Regions from separate parts of the Homo sapiens genome. Here region 1 is linked to region 2. Evidence: read pairs that join two places in POLR2A ChIA-PET (ENCODE). Cell type or tissue: Panc1. All regions are shown on one strand. Each heading gives the region's core, and the rest is flanking DNA. Links, peaks and the distances in the headings are about the cores only.

Region 1 (5,377 bases), core at 108-5,107, 1.0 Mb before region 2:
AGTGGGGGATATAATGGAACAAATAAATAATATCTGTTTGTTTTTTTCTTTCTATTTTTAATATGTATGCCGTCAAACATTCCCCTATTCAAATAAATGATAGTTTTATGTTCACATTTTATTCAGTATTTCTATGTAAATAAACTAGGAAGACGGTCTGTGGAAGCTTTATCTGTGTTGTTGCCAAAGGTCTGTAATATGTCTTGAAGAATATTTTCCAGAAAGAATTTAGAAGTGATTCACAACTGAATCTTGTATGCCAAGAATAGTGCACATGAACAAAACATTCTCTGACCATAGAAGGATCAATCTTTTCATTTCAAAACCCCAGAGATTATTTTTATATTTTATTACTACTTTTAATGTTGCAGACAATAATTAAAATGAAAAGCTTATTTTTTCATTCCTTTGAAATTGACTCAATTCTTTAGTCTTCAGCCTTGCCATTAAAAAAAATTTTCAATGTCTACAAGTGCATCTCTAGGAGTCTCTTCCTCCTTTTTCTCTTACTCTTCCTCTCCTACTTCTCCTCCTACACACCCTGGCCTTCCACCCACTTCTCCTCCATCTTCTTCTCCTCCTTCCAATATGTGATTTTGCCCATTTGGATAAATTGTTTATTCTCTCTTAATGATTTATTTATTACAATCTGCTTCCTTCTCTAATCTTCATTTTTTCTCATTAGCTTATAAGATACACCTGATCAATATGTTCATATCCATTATAGAGTTTCTCATTATTTTTAGTCCTTCCCTCTAAGTTCTGAAAAAAGTTCTATGCCATATATTCAGTTTCCTTTGAAACATATCATTGATTTTTTAAAAAATACTTTATTTTAAGAGCAGTTTTAGGGTTACAGAAAAATTGCAGAAAAAGTATTAATATTTCCCATATGCTCTCCTTTCCCCTGCCCAGTTTCTCCTATTGTTTGCATCTTGCATGTGTGTGGCATATTTGTTACAACTAATGAACCAATATCGACACATTATTATTAACTAAAGTCTGTGGTTGACATTAGGGCTTACTCTTTGTGTTGTACATTCCATGGGTTTTGACAAAGCATAACATCCTATATCCACCATACCATATCATACAGAATAGTGTCACTGCTTAAAAATACCCTGTACTCTACCAATTAATCTCTCTGAACCTCTAACAACCACTGATCACTTTACTGACCTTTAGTTTTGCCTTTTCCAGATTATCATATAGTTGAATTACAGTATGTAGCTTTGACAGACTGGCTTCTTTCCATTAACAATATGAATTTAAGGTTATTCTATGTGTTTTCATAACTTCATATCTCATTTCTTTTTATGGCTGAATAATACTCTATTGTATTGATGTACCATAGTTTGTTGGTCATATATCATTGATTTTTACAGATTGAAATATCACTTACATTCAGAAAAGTGTCCAAATCATAAATATACATGTGAAAGTATGAACATAAAATGAACAGCTGTATAATCACCACTCACAACCAAAAATGGAGCATGGTAGAATTGCAAACACCCCACTCTCACAGCATCATGATGCTTTCTTCCCCAGGAAAAGAAACCGCTACCCTAAGTTTTAAGGTTCCCTTGCTTTTCTTTATATTTTTACTATTTAATTGTCCAAAATCATCCTACTGATGAATTTTGCATGTCTAATGAACAAGTGGAATCACGCTGCATCTACTGGGTTTGTCTAGTTATTTTGCTCAACATATTTATGGGAGTCATCATGGTATTGCATGTACAGCTAAAGTTTGTTCAATGTCCTTGCTCTTACCTTGTGTAAATAACAAAAAATATTTATCCATACTATCATCGATAGACATCTGAAGTATTCTCAGTATGTCATTGTGATGAATGATCCTGCTATGAACATTCTTATATGTGTATTTTGGTACACATTTCTTATGGGTTTATACACTGAGTAGATTTAAGTGTCATAAGAAATGCTTTTCAAATTGTGCTCTACAATCCACCAGCCTTAGATTGTTGCATGTAGTGGGAGGTATAGGTCAATTTCAGTTTTATTTCACAATATTCAATTTAACAGCAACATGTGTTGAATATTTGCCCTGTTCCCATGGTGCTGCAGTGCCACATTTGTTGCAGATCTGAAGTCAACATGAGCATGCATATAAAATTCAAAAGATCTACACATAAAATATTAAAATTAATTAGATTAGTTGGCAAGATTGCAGGATAAAGGAGCAAATGTGGTATTTAGTAGAAATGGTTGGAGTGGACATCATTATTTTGTTCCCCATCGTAGAGGAAATGTTTTCAATATTTCACTATTCCTTTTGGTATTTGTTGCCATTTTTGTAGATCTTTACTATTGCTTAGTTGCCTAAATTTTCTTATGACAAATGGGTGATTAATCAAACTTTTTTTTTTCTGTTTCTGATACCTAGGTCATGATGTGTTACCCTTTTATATATGATTGGCAACATTTTGTTTAGGATTTTTGAAAGTATATTTATGATGAGATAGACCTGTCATTTTCTTTTTCTTTCTTTTTTCTTTTCTTTTTTTTTTTTTTTTTCTTGAGATGGAGTCTCACTCTGTCACCCAGGCTGGAGTGCAGTGGCACGATCTCAGCTCACTGCAATCTCCACCTCCCAGGTTCAAGTGATTCTCTTGCCTCAGCCTCCCAAGTAGCTGGGAATACAGGCGCGTGCCTCCATACCTGGCTTTTTTTTTTTTTTTTTTTTTTTGTATTTTTAGTAGAAACGGGGTTTCACTGTGTTGGTGTTTGCCAGAATGGTCTGGATCTCCTGATCTCATGATCTCCTGATCTCATGATCTGCTCGCCTTAGCCCCCCAAAGTGCTGGGATTACAGGCATGAGCCACCGTGCCCGGCCAGACCTGTCATTTTCTATTGTAATGAAGCCTCTCACAAATTTTGTCAGTGTTATTATAGTGGCCTCATAAAGTTAGTTGGAAAGTGTTTCCTATTTTGTTATTCTGAGGAATAATTTTGAGATGAACATGGTTTCTTCTTTAAATATTTGGTGGAATTCACTGATGACACCAGATTTCAATGCCATACTCTTTTATCTATGGATTACTTAAAAGTGGTTTAATTTCCAAACAAGTTTATAATTTAGGGTCCACCTAGAAGATAGAAACCTTACCAATTATTTGAAAAGAAAAATTAGCATATTGTAGAGTTGGTAGCTAGATTTCTGAAAGAGCAGAAAAAGAACTCTGGGCCAGATGCTGTGGCTCACGCCTGTAATCCCAGCACTTTGGGAGGCTGAGGCGGGTGGATCACGAGGTCAGGAGGTCTTGAGACCAGCCTGGCAAACATGGTGAAACCCCATCTCTACTGATAACACAAAAATTAGCTGGGAGTGGTGGTGCATGCCTGTAATCCCAGCTACTTGGGAGGCTGAGGCAGGAGAATTGCTTGGAGCCGAGACGCAGGGGTTCCAGTGAGCCGAGATGGCACTACTGCACTTCAGCCCGGGGAACTGAGCGAGACTATGTCAAAAAAAAAAACAAAAAAACTCTAATATATGATGGAAGTAGCAACTGCAGGAAGTAGCAACTGCAGCAAGCAGCAACCACCTGAGGTCTGAGGAAACAAAGTGAAGAGACAGGAATTACTAAAACTTAGAAGCTTGGAGGAAGGTCATGCTCACCTGAAACTCAGACCTCTAAGGAGAGGCCAGTGTTCAGCTGGCTCTGCTGTCTCTGAGCTCAGAAACAGGGCCCTGCAATTTTAGCACTTAGACATCTAAGGATCAGTCTTTGGGAAGCTGTTTAATAATGTTTATAAAGAGCCATGATGAAATAGGTATTCAAGTGTTAGAAAAACTGAAAATTAGGCAGTTGCTACAAGAAAAAGTACTGCTGGCTGGCAGGCACAGGATACAGTATATCTCCCTGCCCCCACCACCCCTATACTCTTCTGCTAATAGTTGCCGAACACAGAACCAGATTGGGGGTGTAGAGGTCGGGAAAGATTGGCTGCAGACTCCCCCATTCCAGCCCCATAAAGCAGAGTGAAGAATGGTGGGTTTGGAGATGAGACAATATTTATTAAATGCACACATGAATCATTTAGTTGTATTTTTATTGATTTCTAGCCAAATTTCACTGTATTCGAAAACATAGTATTTCAGTATTTTGAAATCCCATATCATTTTACTCATTTGTACAAATCTTATGTGCGCCTGAAAAGATGTGCATTTTAATTTTTGCTAGAATCTTTCTTTCCCCCAGCTTCATATAGGTGTCAAAAGTGCTGCAGAGATTCTAGGCTTTTCAGATCCTAGACTAGACCATCATCCCCAGGAGAAAAGTAGCCCCAAATGCATGACTCTCCCAACTGTTTCTGAATTTTGGCCCACCATTTCTCCATTATCTTGTCTTTTGATGTCTTTTGACATTTAAAAAGTTTGCTCACCTTTCCTCTGCTACATGTTTGTTCCAAATCACTCATTTTATTATTACTAGAAGTGGAAGTATACAAAATATTATTCTGTCCCTTTTATTTTTAAATTTTCATTTTTTCAAAAAAATCACCTATTATCAGATTGATCCTCTTTAATATGTAAACCGTATGGATTTTCAAAAACATTTCCTTGGAAAGGAGTTAAATAAAGAATCAAATAGTTTCATCTCTTAATAGTGTCTTTTAAGCCACTGAGCGTTTTCACAGATTGGTCGTTATGTCTTTTTATTTTCCTCTTCCTTTTCTGGATTGAGTGAACCCATTCACCGTCTTCCCTGAGTCATCCTCCATAAGACAACTTACAATATTTGCTATATCAAGAGCAGGGTGAAAATAGGTGATAGATTTTTCTCAAAGAAGAAAAACATTTCAAGGTTTTACAAGGGAGTTATCCCTTCCCATAATAATAACATTTTGTCTGTATCAGTACAGCCCTTCTATTTGCCTTATGACTTGCATTTCATCATCAGTAGTTAAAGCAGAGGAAACGTGGGAACCACTTACTGTTTCTGCTTATGGCCTCATCAACGGTTGCATCTGTTTTTTTTTTGTGGATTCTTGGCATCCACGTTCTTGTGGATCTTGCAACAAACACATTATGGTAGGTAGCAGCAGCACTATCAGTTTCAGACGCGTCCACACCAAAATGGAATAAAAAAGTAATCCAGTCAAAGAAAGGTTGAGATCCTGTATTCCTCAAATTCGGTGTCCAGTACAAATCAGCCCAATTTCCTTTAAGTACCTGCATTTTTAGCGCACACATCCCTTCCATTCTGTAATTCTTTTTTTTTCTTCCTGTATTGCAAGCTTCTCCGTTCTCTCCTTTGTGGGATATTTTCTTGGTAGGTAGGTAGGAAGGTAGGTAAAGTCCGCTTTGGTTGAGTTTATTTGGGTTTGTGTAGCGTTTGAAGAAAAATA
Region 2 (5,377 bases), core at 51-5,050:
TCTGGTCTCAAAATCCTGCGTTCAAGTCATCCTTCCACCTTGGCCTCCCAAAGTGCTGGAATTATTGGTGTGAGCCACGTGCCAAGCCAGACTTTAATGTTTTTTGCAGGGTGACACAGCAGTTGCCTCCTGCTGACATCCCAGATATGCAAATGCTGGGGCTCAGGAGCATCGGCCTAACCCTTCCTCACTTTGTCTGTCTCAGCTGGACTATCACCTCCTCCTTCAGGAAGGCCTCCCCAGTCTACCTTAGCTGACTGGCAGCTTCCCATAACCTCGCGTGCTTTCCCATCACAGCACTGGGAACTTGAGGGGTGACTGTCTCATTATGGTCTGTCTTCCCCAGCGGACTGTGAGCTCCCCAGGAAGAGGTCACATTTGCAGGGCCATTGAACAGGCTGAAAGGAACACAAAGTTGCTACAAATAGTACTTTTGTGGAAGGCTCCATCTACTTGAAGTAAGGAGTTCCTTTCTCTAATTCCTACAAAGTACGCCCTTGGGATGGCAGTAGCTCACCTACCCACCACACCTCTGTGTCCTCAGCATCTGGATACAGCAGCAAGGAAGCACCACATGGCTGGTGGTGTTTATTCCCATTTGGGTACCCTCAACTAAATGTAGCTCTGAAGAGCATGAGCCTAGGTCATGTTCTTTCCATGCTTTGCCTAGCACAAAGCAAGTGTACAATAACCATTTATTATTTAATGATTCTAAAGCTCTGTATTTCAGTGGTGGAGGATATACCCAATTAGAGGTATTATAGTCACTGTAATAATAACTAGTGCCTACTGAATGCTGACTGCCAGGAACCTGTGTGGTTTTTTTCTTTTCTTTTCCTTCTTTTTTTTTTTTGAAACAGAATCTCACCCACGCTGGAGTGCAGTGGCGCAATCTCAGTTCACTGCAACCTCCACCTCCTGGGTTCAAGCAATTCTCCTGCCTCAGTCTCCTGAGTAGCTGGGATTACAAGCACTCTCCACCACACCTGGCTAATTTTTGTATTTTTAGCAGAGACGGTTTCACCATGTTGGCCAGGCTGGTCTCAAACTCCAGACCTCAGGTGATCTGCCCTCCTCGGCCTCCCAAAGTGTTGGGATTACAGGCGTGAGCTACTGCCCCGGCCCCAGCTTTAACAAAATTTTTTTTTGTAGAGATAGGGTCTTGCTGTGTTGCCCAGGCTGGTCTTGAACTCCTGGCCTCAAGTGATCCTCCTGCCTTGGCTTCCCAAAGTGCTGGGATTACAGGTGTGAGCCACCTCACCCAGCCCCTCTTTTTTTTTTTTTTAATACGGTCTCCCTCTGTTGCCCAGGCAGGAGTGCAATGGCAAGATCGGGGTTCACTGCGGCGTCAACTCCTGGACTTAAGGAATCTTCCCATCTCAACCTCCCCAGTAGCTAGCACTACAGGCATGTGCCACCAGGCCCAGCTGATATTTTTTTTTAATTTTTTTTTTTTTTTTCTGAGACAGAGTCTCACTCTGTCGCCTAGGCTGGAGTGCAGTGGCGCGATCTTGCCTCACTGCAAGCTCCACCTCCTGGGTTCACGCCATTCTCCTGCCTCAGCCTCCTGAGTAGCTGGGACTACAGGCGCCCGCCACCACACCTGGCTAATTTTTTGTATTTTTAGTAGAGAGAGGGTTTCACCGTGTTAGCCAGGATGGTCTCGATCTCCTGACCTCGTGATCCACCCGTCACGGCCTCCCAAAGTGCTGGGATTACAGACGTGAGCCACCGCGCCGGGCCTTAATTTTTAATTTTTATTATTAATTTATTTATGGAGAGGTCTTGCTATGTTGCCCACGCTGGTCTTGAATTCCCGGCCTCAAGTCATCCTCCCACCTCAGCCTCTTCAAGTGTTGGTATTACAGGCATTAGCCACCGCGCCCAGACTTAAATCACATAAACTCTTTTTTTTTGAGACCAAGTCTTGCTCTGTCGCCCAGGCTGGAGTGCCGTGGCACGATCTCGGTTTACTGTAACCTCCACCTTCCTGGTTCAAGCGATTATTTTGCCTCAGCCTCCTGAGTAGCTGGGACTACAGGCGCGAACCACCACGCCTAGCTAATTTTTTTTTTTTTTTTTGAGATGGAGTCTTGCTCTGTCGCCCAGGCTGGAGTGCAGTGGTGCAATCTTGGCTCACTGCAAGCTCCGCCTCCTGGGTTCACGCCATTCTCCTGTCTCAGCCTCCTGAGTAGCTGGGACTACAGGCGCCCGCCACCACGCCTGTCTAATTTTTTATATGTTTTTAGTAGAGACGGGGTTTCACCATGCTAGCCAGGATGGTCTTGATCTCCTGACGTCGTGATCCGCCCGCCTCGGCCTCCCAAAGTGCTGGGATTACAGGCATGAGCCACTGCACCCGGCCTTTTTTTGTATTTTCAGTAGAGACAGAGTTTCACCATGTTGGCCAGGCTGGTCTTGAACTCCTGAACTCAAAGCCTGCCTTGGCCTCCCAAAATGCTGGGATCACAGGCATGAGTCACCGCACCTGGCCTATAGCTTCCTTTTAAACAGCACATCGTTGCTTTTGCATCAGCCAGAAAAAAAAAATACTTTTTAGAAGAAAACGTACATTATCATGAGTCATAGTATTTGAGGAGTACAGCTCTGAAGCGGCCTGAGGTGAGGGTGCAGCTGGAGGCGCCGCCCCCTGGTGACTGGGTACTCAGGGTTGGGTTGAGCCAGGAGGGTGGTGGTTGCCTCAGGCTCTGTGAGGTGGGCAGGGAGCTGGGCAGGGAGCTGGGCGGGGTCCTGAGACATTCAACCTCAGCTGGTTCCTGGGTTCCGGGCCCTGGAGCAGTGAGGGAAGCCAGTTATATGGGAGGCAGGTGAGTCAAAGGAGGGTCAGGCTGGGTGCCAGAGAGGAGGGCCACTGCTTCTGTGAGGGGGCCTCTGGGGCCTTCCGTCCATCACCCAGTGGGCATATGGGGACACCACCGAGGCCCAGAGACCTCTTGCCCAGTCTCCCCACTCTCACCTCAGAGGTCCTTGCAGCTAGGGGCAGTGGCCTCTGCTGAGCTTTGCCCAGGGTGTAGCCAGTTGGCCTCAGGGCACTCCTGACTGGTGGCATGAGCCTCCCAGGCTGCCAGGGTCAGGTCAGCTCCCACGCCTCCACCCTGGGCAGGGCCCAGGCCTGCATTCATGGGTGCAAGAGGAGAGAGAGGCCTGAGCCCTGGATGGGTGTGGTTGTGTGTCCTTGGGGCTGATGCAGGATTTTTTTTTTTTTTTTGAGACGATGTCTTGCTCTGTTGCCCAGGCTGCAGTGCAGTGGCACGATCTCGTCTCACTGCAACCTCCATCTCCTGGGTTCAAGCAATTATCCTGCCTCAGCCTCCCGAGCAGATGGAGTTACAGGCGTGCACCACCACGCCTGGCTAATTTTCGTATTTTTAGTAGAGAGGGAGTTTCACCATGTGGGCCAGGCTGGTCTCGAACTTCCGACCTCATATAATCTGCCTGCCTTGGCCTCCCAAAGTGCCGGGATTACAGGCGTGAGCCACCGCACCTGGCCTTTCTGCAGGATTCTGAATTGTGTATGTGTGGAGAGTAAGGGGACTGTGTGCTCTAGAAGGGCTGTGGTGGGAGGTCTCTGGCCTGGTGCAGGTGGGTGTTGGTTGGGTCTGTGCACTGTGGGAGTGGGTGCCTGCAGGAAGCCAGTTTATCCTTTTGCAGGCAGTGGACTTCTCTAAGGCTGCGGGCATGTGTGTTGGCATCTTGGAGTCCCAGGTGTTTTGGCGTGAGTAATACTGTATAGATGTAAGTGTGTGTAGTGTTTGCAATGTTGTAGTGTGGGTGCATGTGTCTGTGTGTCCTGTTTGTTGAGAGGATTCATTGCATGTGGTTCTGTTAGGAGTGATAATGGGGTGTTTTGAGACATTTCCTCCTTGGTCTCTATTTTTTGGTGTGTTGGTTATGCAGATTTGGTGTTTCGGTAGTGTGCGCGGAGGTCAGTGTGTTGGTTGTATATTATGGTGTACTGTTGTGCGTTGTGCATTTGGCAGGTTGTGTCTATTGGTGTGTGGCTGTTGGGTTTGTCTGTTGTGTCAGTCGTACATATAAATGCCACGTTGGGCGTGTGGGTGTGTGCATTTGTATATTGCTCTGTGGGTGTGCGAAGCAGTGTGTTTGTGTAACCCTGCAGGTTTGGCCTATGCTGAGTAACCTAAGATGGGAGCTCCCTGAGCCTTGGCTCTGCCCTTGCCTTTGGCTGCTGGAGACCCTGGGCAGCAATGGCCCTTTGTCCAGCCACAGGAAAACCCCACCCCCCTCCATCGGCAGGGGACTTGGGAGGGGCCCAGACTGGTAGGCTCCAGCCTCCCGTCCATTGTTCTGGGGCCTCTCTGGAAAACAGGATGGGAGGTGAAAGGTGGACACAGGCCTGGACCCCCACACTCCCTGAAACAACCCAGGGGCACAGCACAGAATCCTTAGGAGGGAGGGCCTGGGGACAGTCCCCATTTTGTGGATGAGAAAACTGAGGGGTTTCATTCCTATTAAAAGGGAGAGAGCCTGAAGCCCCACACCCTTTATGTGCCCACCCACAGCCTCCTGCCGGGTTTGGGGGATGGAAAAATGACACCCCAGAATGGAAACAAAACGGTCTATTGTGGTTTCCATTTCTGAATGCTTACCATGTGCTAAGTGCAGAAGTGTCATAACTCTGCAGGTTAAGTTCATATTTTGTACCCATTTTGCACAGGAGTACACTGAACCATAAGGCAACAATTTATTCTTCAAAGGACACTACTCTAAACATTACTGTATTTCAAGTAGTACGCTGTGTGACCTTGAGCAAGTTGCTTACCTTCTCTGGGCCAGGCCCTAGTTCAGCTCTGGGACACAGCAGTGACCAAAGGAGCCGTGGTTCCTGCTCTCTTAGAGCCCATAGCCTGGGCAGGGAGGAGGAGGCAAGGAATGGCAAATACACAAGAAAACAAAGATCATTTCTGATGGTAATGAATTCAGTGAATAAGAGCAGGAGAATGTAAAAGAAAGTAGCCTAGGGGGATCTGAGAAGGCCTCTGGGGAGGCGACATTTGACCTGAGACTTGAAGAATGAGGAGTCTGGCAAAGACCTGGGGCTGATCAGTGTTCTAGGAACAAGTAACAGCAAGGGCAAGGGCCCTGAGGCAGGACAGAGCTATTAATAGTTTAAGGAGGGAGGCCTCTGGGCTGGTGAGAGAAAGGGAAGGGGCCCAGTTGGGTAGTGGGCAGGGGAGGAGTTTGGATCTTATTCTCCGTGAGATGTGCTGGTTCTGGTGGTAGTGGGGGGGCCTGTAGTCTCCTGTTACAAGGGTTGGGGGTGTGGGGACAGCCAGAGCCAAAGGTCTCTCCCCCACAGCTCCGGCAGTCCCAGCCCAGAGGCGCCGGCCTGGCG

The links. ChIA-PET counts read pairs that join two places held together with the same protein. Peaks named below come from ENCODE experiments on the same cell type or tissue, not always from the same donor. Only the 100,000 strongest peaks of a DNase experiment are listed, where the experiment ranks them.
Region 1: POLR2A ChIA-PET joins it to region 2 with 20 read pairs; 1 of 35 experiments calls an interaction of 5 or more read pairs at or near these places.

The regions. Positions count from the first base shown.
Region 1 is chr20:30,574,353-30,579,729 of GRCh38, forward strand. It overlaps LOC107987280 (a long non-coding RNA gene), which reads right to left. Exons shown (of 2, transcript XR_007067755.1): 1 at 4,964-5,377. Among named protein-coding and RNA genes, the nearest start is that of FAM242A, 220 kb to the left of the region's middle. In Panc1, for the core only: no CTCF peak of the experiment used is centred there; a DNase peak (open chromatin) is centred at 4,945; H3K4me3 peaks cover 1,556 bases; H3K27ac peaks cover 804 bases.
Region 2 is chr20:31,590,835-31,596,211 of GRCh38, forward strand. No RefSeq gene overlaps it. Among named protein-coding and RNA genes, the nearest start is that of ID1, 12 kb to the right of the region's middle. RefSeq lists enhancers at 1-169, 170-670, 1,832-2,597, 3,364-4,129, 4,130-4,894 and 1 more and a silencer at 4,832-5,126. In Panc1, for the core only: no CTCF peak of the experiment used is centred there; a DNase peak (open chromatin) is centred at 2,687; H3K4me3 peaks cover 2,376 bases; H3K27ac peaks cover 4,949 bases.